Regions from separate parts of the Homo sapiens genome. Here region 1 is linked to region 2. The links are chromatin contacts, found by Hi-C or POLR2A ChIA-PET in ENCODE. All regions are on one chromosome and are shown on one strand. Each heading gives the region's core, a stretch centred on a gene start or an enhancer-like site at or near the end of the contact. The rest is flanking DNA. Distances are from core to core; before and after follow the strand shown. Region 1 overlaps TMCC2 (transmembrane and coiled-coil domain family 2). Region 2 overlaps DSTYK (dual serine/threonine and tyrosine protein kinase).

Region 1 (5,643 bases), core at 1,114-3,613, 58 kb after region 2:
TCCTTCCAGGAATGGGCGTGGCCCTGGGGGTCCTGAGGAGAGAAAGGTTGCTTCCCTGTCACAGAGGAAAAAGGTCTTCCAGCCATCGGTAAACCCTGCTCTGTCAGCTGACTCCCCCAGACCCAGAGGCCCTGGGCTGGTGTGAGAAGCAGTAGTGGTTCTGCCCTGATCTCTGGGCATGAATAGGAGGTATTCTTCTCTCCCTAGTAAACACAGCCCCACATGCTCTCTGCAAGATCCCTGGCGGTTACTAGCATCTATTTTTAATTCATAAGCCTCCCCCACTCCCCCACACCCCCTGCCATTGTTTAGAACTCACCAGCTGGCTTTCGGACCAGAGCAGCCCTGGCAGGGTTGAGTCCAGCCCTGGCGGGGTTGAGTTACCGAAACACCCTGGAGGCAGCTAAATTTCCTCAGCTGTCCTGGAGAGGCTCACCCCAGCCCCACCCCAAGAAAGTAGGAGACCTCAAGCCCCAAAGGGAGCAGGGTGTGACGGGGGACAGATAGGGGCTCACGGTCCAGGGAAGCAGCTCAGCCTTGGTGATGGTAATTTGGCTGTTGGTTATTCCTGCTAGATCCACTTAGTTGTCTTTGAGGTTGTGCCTTCAATTACTTCCCTGTTTAAAAACAAAAACAAAAACAAAACATTCTTGGCTGGGCAAGGTGGCTCCTGCCTGTAATCCTAGCACTTTGGGAGGCTGATTTGCGTGGATCAGTTGAGCCTAGGAGTTTGAGACCAGCCTGGGCAACATGGTGAGACCCTGTCTCTACAAAAAGAATTTAAAAATTAGCCGGGTGTGGTAGCGTGCACCTGTAGTCCTAGCTGCTTGGGAGGCTGAGGTGGGAGGATCACTTGAGCCCACGAGGTTGAAGCTGCAGTCAGGCGTGATTGCACCACTGCACTCCAGCCTGGGTGACAGATTGAGACCCCATCTCCATTTTAAAAAAATCGTCATCTCAGCCTCGCCATTCTGCTTTCTAGTATGTATGCGACACAGAAAAGTAACTGCTCTCTATGTCTTAGATTTGTAAAGTGGGGAAAAAGTTGTCATCAATTGTGGGTGCACTTGGGCATTGGCAGGTGATTAGAGAATGCAGGTTTTCCATCCATGTGTTGCCTTAACCTCTGGGAGGCACAAGCCCCGGGGACTAGAAAGGGAACCACTGGTTATACGTCCAGTGGAGATGGCCTTGGGCCACCTGGCTCCTCAGAAAACAGATGAGGTCCCCACCCTCTTCTCCCTCTTCTTTTTTTTTTTTAACAGCAGTTCCTGGAAAACCTAGGGTCAGAGGGTTGTATTTCTCCTTCTCTCATCTCTCCCAGGCCTGGTTAGGCATCAATCCCTTCTCTCCTTGTTCAGAACCTCTCCCCAGCTGATCCCTGGGCTTGTGCATGGAGTGTCAGGAAGGGGACGCAGCACAGGAGTGCTGGATTTACAGCCAGCCAGCCCCTGACTGTGTCCTGCTCACCCCTTCCCCTCCTGCAGTGTGGCTGAGAAGCAGCACGGGGCAGAGCTGGGAGGGCTTCTGGACAGCTTCAGGAGACTCTGTGGAGGTGCTGGGGACAGGAGGACTCTTATGACAGGCCCCACTTTGAGAGCAGGCAGGAAGGAAGAGAGGGCCAAGATCTCCCCAGTCGTGCTGCAGGTGAAGTGAGGAGGGTGGAGAGATGACAACGTCCTGACTGGATGCTTCCCTGTGGCCTCATGGTGTTATCTCCAGGCTCCAGACAGGGAAACCAGTGGAGTTCAGCCCATCACCTAAGCGAGAGCAGACTCTGAATGCCCTGTGCTCTCCGTCCACTCCCACACCAGATTTATCCAACAAGATTTCTTCTCTGCCCCAGCATAAATAAGCACCCCTGTTTACTCTGAAGGATGGTGAGTGAGGGGCCCCCCCAACCCCTGGCTCTTGCCAAGAAGACAGATCTTGGCAGCTGCCCAGGGGCCTTGGTTTGTTTATGTCTGGGAGTCTGCTGGTTCAGAGGTGGGTGGGGCGGGCTCTGCTGAGAGAGGTTTCCAAACATGACCGCTCAGCCAGCCGGCCGTGGGGGCCCCTGGTATAACTGAACTTGTAGGCCAGGTTGCATGGGAGGCTGAAGGGGCCCAGACGGGCCACTCTGCCTGTTCACACGAATGCATCCACCTTCTGAGCACACCACCACGCAGGTACATGCGCCAGCCTCTGCCGGCCTGCCCTTCCTCACACCCAGGAGTGGTGGAGGGCAACTGCCTCCTCTGTTCCCCTCCTCCATCCCATCTCATCTCTTCTGCCCTTCTTTCTTCCTCTCTGCATGGAAAGGTCCCTTGGGCAGAGGGAGAGCCAGAGGCAGCCAGACCAGCAGCCTCAGAGGAGCCTTTCAAGGCCGTGCCTGTGCTGCCAGTGGCTCGCCAGGCCAGGGCAGGGCAGCTGTGTGATTTGCCATGAATTGCTGCTCCCTGTCTCAGTGACTCAAAGCCCCTATTACCCAGAGGCCTTGGGGTCCCAGCACAGCTGTATATCCTCTTGTGCCTGGAGATCCGAGAAGTTTCTTCCTTTAGTCTGATTTGAATTCCTCATGTTCAGGTGAAGCCCTTGCCTTGTAGGGGTCCTGTCTGATTAGGAGAGGGGCCCATAGTGAGGACTCTGTTTCTGACCTAAAGCTCTGACACCAGAGATCATAAGCTGCAGCGTCCTCTTGACTTTTCAGACAGAATCAGCCACCAGGTAACTGGCCTCCAGAATTAGCCTTTATGCATCTTTTCCCCACTAACACCCACTGACTTTCTTTCTAGATTGAAAATATCGGCCGGGCACGGTGGCTCGTGCCTGTAATCCCAGCACTTTGGGAGGCCGAGGTGGGTGTATCACCTGAGGTCAGGCGTCCGAGACCACCCTGGCCAACATGAGGAAACCCCGTCTCTACTAAAAATACAAAAACTAGCCGGGCGTGGTGGTGGGCGTCTGTAATCCCAGCTACTCGGGAGGCTGAGACAGGAGAATCGCTTGAACCTAGGAGGTGAAGATTGCAGTGAGCTGAGATCGCGCCATTACACTCCAGACTGGGCAACAAAAGGGAAACTCCGTCTCAGAAAAAGAAAAAAAAGAAAATATCCAGTATTCTCCAGATTAGCTCTGGCATCTGGGAGTACAGAAATCACCAGGATAGAGGGGGCAAAATTAGATAACTTCCAAGTTACCTAGCCAAGATGTAAGGTCATGCCTTGTTGACGCCTTTGTCCCTAAGCTCAGGCAAAACTTGGTGGGAGACAAGCTGTCTGTCTGCAGACACAGGTGGGAGAGGCCAGCCAGGTATCTGCCTGGGCTTTCCAAGCTTGCCCAAGGGGAAGGTGCACTCAGGTTTCAGGTGTCAGACCCCTATGCCAGAGCTGGTAGCAGTCAGCAAGAGGAGCTGTCTGTCATCGGGTTCCAGACGGCAAGGAGCCGGCACTGATGATGTGGGCTGGGTCATGGGAGTTGGCTCAGGTCTCCCCGGCTACCCAGCACGTTCTTCCCTGGATCTGCCACATCCCTGAGATGAGAAACGTGACCCCAGTCCCCTCTGGGGTGCCAGATGAGGCAATGGATATACAGCATCATTAACCTGATCCCTGCTTCTGCCTCTTCTTTTCATAGGCATATTTTGGGCTTTCTCTGTATATCCCACAGAGCAGAGGGCGCTGAAATAGAAGTAAAACTGAATGACTGAATGTACACACCCTATTGCATTCCTTCTAGGCTCCTAGGGAATCAGAAGCTCCCCTGAGCTGCAGTAGGGAGTTGGGGGAAGTGAGTGTCATTTCTGGGGACAGCCTTTTCCTACCTCCCTTCTCTGTCCAGGGACAGGCTCTTGGACCCCTAGCCCATTTCCCAAATCTTCCAGAGGCCAACCTAGAGGCCTCCTGCCCGCTGCTGCTTTTGTCCTCTTTGATCCCCCTCCAGGTCTGATTCTGGGAGTTCTCACTCTTCCTTTCCATTTCCTCTTCCTTACAGTTCTCCAGATACCCCACCACTGGGACCCTAGAGCTGAGCTAGTGTCCATAGCTAGTGAATAATTCATCAGGCTCAGCAAGAGCTAAATTAGACCCAAGGTGATACTGTGACCAGGAGGCCTCCTTTGGGCATCTGGAAAGGCGAATCCTGCCCTGGAAAGACAAGTGCTCTGTAACATTAACTTCATTGTATAAGGTTTCTTCATTGCCTGAGAAGGTAGCTTCAGATCCAAATATAATCTGGGCCCTGTGCCTGTCCACTGACTTCTCAGGGGCTCAATGGCTTATGGGCATGCCCCCCAAGAGGTGCCACTCATGTCCTTTTGAAAGCCTTCCTGGCATCAACAGTCAGCTGAACAGCATGCTACAGTTTGCAGAATGCGTTCACACACATTTCTCGTTTAGTCACGTCAGCTCATGGTATGCTCTGAGCCCTTGAGTCAGCAGGAGCACACCAGAATTCGGTGTTTCAATCCTCTGCTTTTAGAAAGGAATTATTCCAAATTATTCCTGGCAAATAGGGTGGGGTAGAGGGTGCTCTGCTTCCTAAAAGTTGCCCAAAAAGGAGATGTGGCTTCCTCTCCGGGTCACTTTCTCTTGGGCCTGTTCCCAGTAAAACCTCCTCCAGGGAGAGTGACTATAAAGGCATGAAATCATCCGTCTTTCCTACCTGCCTGGTACAGATTTTGATTTGCCTAAAAGTGACCTATGTAAGTGGTTCTGTTCACTGCCCAACATCTGGGCTCATGTCTGTGCCCAAGAAGGACTACCTAAACAGGAGTGTCTGTGGCATTAGATGGGCAGAGGACCAGCAGGAGAGATGGCATACTCCCTCCCTGGAAGCAGCTGAAAGGTGCCCTGGTGTGTGCATGTGGGTGCTGCCCTGCAGCTTCCTCCACTCTGGCCTGATCTGTCTGCTTTCCCAGCTCACACAGCTGTGCCTATTCCTCCACGTATTCCTAGGAAGCATGCCCACCTGGGTTGCTGCTGTTCACGCTGAAGAATATTATCCTTCCTCTCGCATTTCCCTGGGGGTTAGCAGAGCTCTTTGGTCACATGGGTTTCTAAGAAGATGCACCTTCTGGCTTGATCTGAAAGTGAATACTTGGGGAGGGAACCTCTGAAAGATGACCATTTTCCAAACCTCCATTTCCAAGCAGGCTTGGTGAGCATAAAAGAAGCCGCCAGCCTTTCAAAGAGGAGTCCTCACTGGCAGATTTTCACAGCACATTTGGGGCCTGAAATTTTTTTAAGGCCTCACCTTGTATTCTAAGCTACTAAATTTAGCTACTTTTTAGCGTGGTTCTTTGCTCCTAAAGCCTATGACTTCTCCAGTTTCCCACCCTTCAAAATGTGTGGTTTGTGATTTTTTTTTTTTTAAGAGAAAGAAAAGTAGGCCAGGTGCAGTGGCTCATGCCTGTAATCTCAGTGATTTGGGAGGCCAAGGCAGGAGGATCACTGGAGGCCAGAAGTTCGAGGCCAGCCTGGGCAACATAGTGAGACCTTGTCTCTCTTAAAAAAAAAAAATAATAATAATAAAACTAGCTGAGTGTGGTGACATGCACCTGTAGTCCCAGCTACTTGGGAGGCTGAGGCAGAGGATCATTTGAGCCCCCCAGAGTTTGAGGCTTCCGTGAACCATGATCACACCACTGCACTCCACCTTAGGGGA
Region 2 (5,057 bases), core at 86-2,585:
TCATCCTCAACACCCAACACAATGCCTGACACTTACCAAGGGCTTAATGTCATAGATTTGTTTGTTTTGTCTGAGAATCCATTTAGTGGGGACAGCTACCTATAGAAAGCTGTAAGCAAACCCACTGAGTACTTTGAAAAGTCCAGTATCATGATGAATAGTTTAAGAGCAACCATCACTCCTAAAAACCTCCTTCATGTGGATAAAAGAATAGGACCCTTCAGCCAGGTGCAGTGGCTCACACCTGTAATCCCAGCAGTCTGAGAGGTGGAGGTGGGCAGATCACCTGAGGTCAGGAGTCCGAAACCAGCCTGGCCAACATGGCGAAACCCTGATTCTATTAAAAATACAAAAAATCAGCTGGGCGTGGTGGTAATCCCAGCTACTCGGGAGACTGAGGCAGGAGAATCGCTTTAACCCGGGAAGCGGAGGTTGCAGTGAGCCAAGATCACGCCATTGCACTCCAGCCTGGGCAACAGAGCGAGACTCCATCTCAAAAAAAAAAAAAAAAAAAAAACCCAAGAGTAGGACCCTTCCATTCATCTTGTGGAATTTAACTACCATAGTCTCAGCTCGAGCAGTGAGAAGTCCAGCTAGACTGTCTTCACCTCACCTACACTTCCTAGCTTTCTTCTATTCCCTGTCCTCCCCAGATTTTCACATAAGTGTCTACGCATGAATGCATACTGACAACCTTTAAATTCCTATAATAAAAATGGTTTCATCACAAAAAGACCAACAAAACTAAATAACCTTTGTTACTGCTACTACCAGGAGAGTGGATAATAGAGAAGAAAACCGACTAAATCACTTTTCAGGACGAGAGGGAGAGAGCCTCTGCACCTCTGAAACAAAGTGTCAACTACAGGACAGCCAATGAAACAGGCTGCATCAGCCAAAACCAGAGCAGACACACCCCATTATTCATCTGACCCAAATGAACACTTCCCCCCTCCATCTTTCCTACAAAAAGTCACCACAAATAAACTTGCTACTGTCAAAACGACCAAAGACCAGCGCAGTAGGAAAGGGTGCTGAAGTTGATCCCAGTACACTGTTAGAAGTCCATGGCAAACATCACCGTCTTTGTTTTCCAACATGTCACTATCCAAGCTCTTTGCTTCTCCCACTAAATCTTTAGCTTTTTCATCCATTTGACATCTCTACCAGATTTGAACAAGGGCATGGAGAGAAATGAAGTTGAAAGCAGATGGTTTTACTCCTGGATTCTTGCACACTGCTCAGTGATGTGGTGGAATGCAATATGGAAGTGGGAACAGCACGAGAATGAAGGCAGGCTTTGCCACTCTGACTAGCTCTGTGACCTTGGCAATCCACTCGATCTTTCTGAGCCTTGAAATGCTCGTCGGTAAATGGAGGGGGGTGGAGTTGGATTAGATAATCTTTAACATGCTTTCCAGTTCTAAAATGCCAGGTTTTAACTGCTGAAAGACCAATGATGTGAGGGGGATGGGTGGTTGGTGTGGTGGTTTTTATTTTATTTTAAATTATATGTGAATTTAATTACGCAAGTGCCCCTTGGACCACTATAACTGCAGAACAAAAAGTAGACTGAACTAGCCAGGGGCTCTGAGGACCTACAGTGCAGTCTTAGCAGTTCTCTAAAGAAGAGATTAAAAGCTGTAGACTGACAGTAGGAGGGAGGAAGAAAACCTGTTTCAGAGCTGGAGCAGCTGCCTCACTGACAGTTAAAGGACTTCAAGTTAATCGAGTTTTCTTTTGTAATTAATACAACAGCATCTGCATATGGGCTGCCAGAAGGTAACAGCATGGCTTCTCAGCTGGCTCACATTAACCCTGCCAACTCTGGCTGGAGGAAAAATCATATCAAATTGTCTTAAGTGCAAACCAAGGCTTCTGTTGTTGTTGTTGTTCTTGGTGGTTGTTCTTAAATACAGATTTTGATTTTTGTTTACTTCTAAACAAAAGTTTCAAGCTAGATGGAAGAGAAGAACAACTAAAGCAGCAACCTATTTTGGTTTTTGTTTTACATAACATTTATTGAGCCCTTTCTATGTATTGATCACTTTATTTGCTTCATTTCATTTAATGCTCACAATTCTACAAGACAAGGACTATTATTAACTCCATTTAAAAATGAAGAAATGGACCAGGCATGGTGGCTCACGCCTATAATCCCAGGACTTTGGGAGGCCGACATGGATGGATGGATGGAGCTCAGAAGTGCGAGACCAGCCTGGGCAACAAAGGGAGCAACCCCCGCCGTGCCTTTGTTTCTACTAAAAATTTTAAAAAATCAGCTAGGCATGGTGATGTACTACTCAGGAGGCTGAGGTGTGAAGACTCCTTGACCCTGGGGAGGTCGAGGCTGCAGTGATCTGTGATCACGCTACTGTGAGACTCTCCTGGGTGAGTCACCTGCCTCACAAAATAATAATAATAAAGATGAGGAAATGGATGCTCAAAAAACCAAACCAGGCTGGGCGTAGTGGTTCATGCCTGTAATCTCAGCACTTTGGGAGGCCAAGGCAGGTGGATCACCTGAGGTCAGGAGTTCGAGACCAGCCTAGCCAATATGGTGAAACCCCATCTCTACTAGAAATATAAAAACTAGCCAAGCATGGTGGCCGACGCCTGTAATCCCAGCTATTCGGGAGGCTGAGGCAGGAGAATTGCTTGAACCCGGGAGGCAGAGGTTGTAGTGAGCCGAGATAACGCCATTGCACTCCAGTCTGAGTGACAAGAGCGAAACTCCATTTCAAAAAGAAAAAACAAGAAACAGCTCAGGTTTCTCCATTTCTCTCAGCAGTGAACTGCAGAGCTCTGGGGGCCAGTAGACAATGACCCCTACGCCACATTGTTTTCCAGTCTGGGGTCAAATGCAATTTAGTAACTGTAGGACCTCAATGTAAAGCAGACTGATACAATCCCTATGAAAGTTGCCCCAAACCATGAGGAATAAAGCATATGGAGAAAACCGCAGCATTACCACTGGCTGGTACACACTTTCAAAAAATGTTATTCTACCTGAGATCTCTAAAGTCTCTTTGCTAAAAGAAACAGTAGGCTCTTTTCAGAGAAATTCTTAGTGCTCTGCTCAACAGTCAGTGTGTATTACTGTTTGGGTGACTACTCTGAAAAGAGAAGATGGGAGGGAGGAAATACTCGTGACCTGTTTCTGTTGCTAGTGACTCTTTAAGATACATACTTTATTTAAATTGTTTTTGGGGTAATGTCAATCGATTTGTAGCAACACATTCTCCTTCTTGCCTATTTTCCATCCCATCAGGCTCAGAAAACAATAGCCCAAAGTATGGTGCTTTGGCATGCTGAGCACTTTGAACTAAAGGAGATTGGAAGGCTTCAGAAGCAAGGTTGCTCTCTGACCTTCTCCTAGCCTCCTGTCTGCCTCCCCTTTTTCTCCCCTTAAGCTACTCACAGAAACCAGAATTCCTCTTCCTCAAGACCATAGAAACTAGAAACCCTGGCCGGGCACAGTGGCTCATGCCTGTAATCCCAACACTTTGGGAGGCCCAGGTGGGTGGATCACTTGAGGTCAGGAGTTCGAGACCAGCCTGGCCAACATGGTAAAACCCCACCTCTACTAAAAATACAAAAATTAGCCAGGCGTGGTAGCATGTGCCTATAGTCCCAACTAGTTAGGAGGCTAAGGCAGGAGAATCGCTTGAACCTGGGAGGTAGGGGCTGCAGTGAGCCGAGATAGTGCCACTGCACTCCAGCCTGGGCAACAGAGTGAGACTCCGTCTCAAAAAAAAAAAAAAAAAGGAACTAACTAGCAATCCTCTTCTCTGAAGCAAGCCATAAAACTAGAAAGGTTGCTCTCTTTTCCTCTGAAGACCCTCATTCCAGAGAGGACCTGCCACATCCCACACCCTGGGGGAAGGAATGCACATAAAGAGCCCAAGAATAACCTGAGCAGACCAGCCTTGCTGGGTTTCTCAGTCTATTACCATTAGATCATGTCCTACTGTCCAATCACTTTCTACAAAGCAGTCAATTCTTCATCAAACCTAAGCATAAAAACAGTTTTCCCTGGGTCTTTGTGACTTCATTTCTAAAGGCTCCCGTGTCACATAAATTTGTTATGCTTTTCTCTTGTTAAACTGTCTTTTGTTAGAGAAGTGTTGGCCATGACCCTCAAGATGAGTGAGGAAATCTATCACACCTTTCAGCCACTACCAATCAATAATACATACTCGTGAAAGGTAACTGAAGGCTCTTAAGGTACAGTCTATGTCCAAGGTAGGGAAGGCACTACAAAAGTTGGTGAAATAGAAAATGCTTTTGCTTTATTATACTCCTGCAGCTCATAAAGTTAACATGGACTTCAAAGTTAATTCAGGTCTCAACAGAGTTATTACTGCAATACTTGTTCCTGGTACCCAAGGATTTCCCTCCTTCAGTAGTTTTAAAAATCTCACTTTTTTTTTTTTTTTTAAAATAGAGATGGGGTCTCACTATGTTGCCCAGGCTGGTCTCAAACTCCTGGGTTCAAGCGACCCTCCCACCTCAGCCTCCCAAAGTGCTAGGATTATAGGCATGAGCCGCCGTGCCTGGCCTAAAAAAAAAAGACAGAGACAGAGCTCAAAAAAAGAAAACTCCAGCTCTGTCGCCCAGGCTGGAGTGCAGTAGCATGATCTTGGGTCATAGCAACCTCCACCTCCCTGGTTCAAGCAATTCCTGTGCCTCAGCCTCCCAAGTACCAAGTAGCTGGGACTACAGGCGTGTGCCAAAACTCCAGCTCTGTCGCCCAGGCTGGAGTGTAGTGGCATGATCTTGGGTCAGGGCAACCTCTACCTCCCAGGTTCAAGTGATTCTCGTGCCTCAGCCTCCCGAGTAGCAGGGACTACAGGCAAGTGCCACTAATTTTTTTTTTTTTTTTTTGTATAGACAGGATTTCACCATGTTGGCCAGGCTGATCTCAAACTCCTGACCTCAGGTGATCCGCCTGCCTCAGCCTCCCAAAGTGCTGAGATTACAGGTGTGAGCCACCATGCCTGGCCAAAAATATCACTTCTAACATTGAATTTTCCATGCTTTTATGGGAAGTCAAC

Evidence for each region. A loop is a pair of places that touch in the nucleus more often than their neighbours do. ChIA-PET counts read pairs that join two places held with the same protein, here RNA polymerase II (POLR2A). Pooled maps may share reads with other maps.
Region 1: a loop to region 2 is called in a map of CD8-positive, alpha-beta T cell, with 2.4 times the contacts of the local background. The contact joins two enhancer-like sites. A Hi-C loop is called at or near these places in 4 of 168 maps with a recorded cell type or tissue (CD14-positive monocyte, CD8-positive, alpha-beta T cell, HepG2 and 1 more) and 12 of 50 pooled maps. POLR2A ChIA-PET finds 5 or more read pairs at or near these places in 15 of 52 experiments (CD4-positive, alpha-beta T cell, HCT116, HEK293 and 11 more).

What each region holds. Positions count from the first base shown.
Region 1 is chr1:205,247,473-205,253,115 of GRCh38, forward strand. The region is part of intron 2 of TMCC2 (transmembrane and coiled-coil domain family 2); the gene reads left to right. Among named protein-coding and RNA genes, the nearest start is that of TMCC2-AS1, 13 kb to the left of the region's middle. RefSeq lists a silencer at 4,289-4,486. Within about 2 kb of position 2,364, at least 12 of the 41 ENCODE cell types and tissues checked have a DNase peak (open chromatin) inside an H3K27ac peak, as active enhancers do.
Region 2 is chr1:205,190,121-205,195,177 of GRCh38, forward strand. All of the region lies in intron 1 of DSTYK (dual serine/threonine and tyrosine protein kinase), which reads right to left. Among named protein-coding and RNA genes, the nearest start is that of DSTYK, 19 kb to the right of the region's middle. RefSeq lists enhancers at 1,439-1,983, 4,478-4,622 and a cis regulatory region at 4,550. Within about 2 kb of position 1,336, at least 3 of the 41 ENCODE cell types and tissues checked have a DNase peak (open chromatin) inside an H3K27ac peak, as active enhancers do.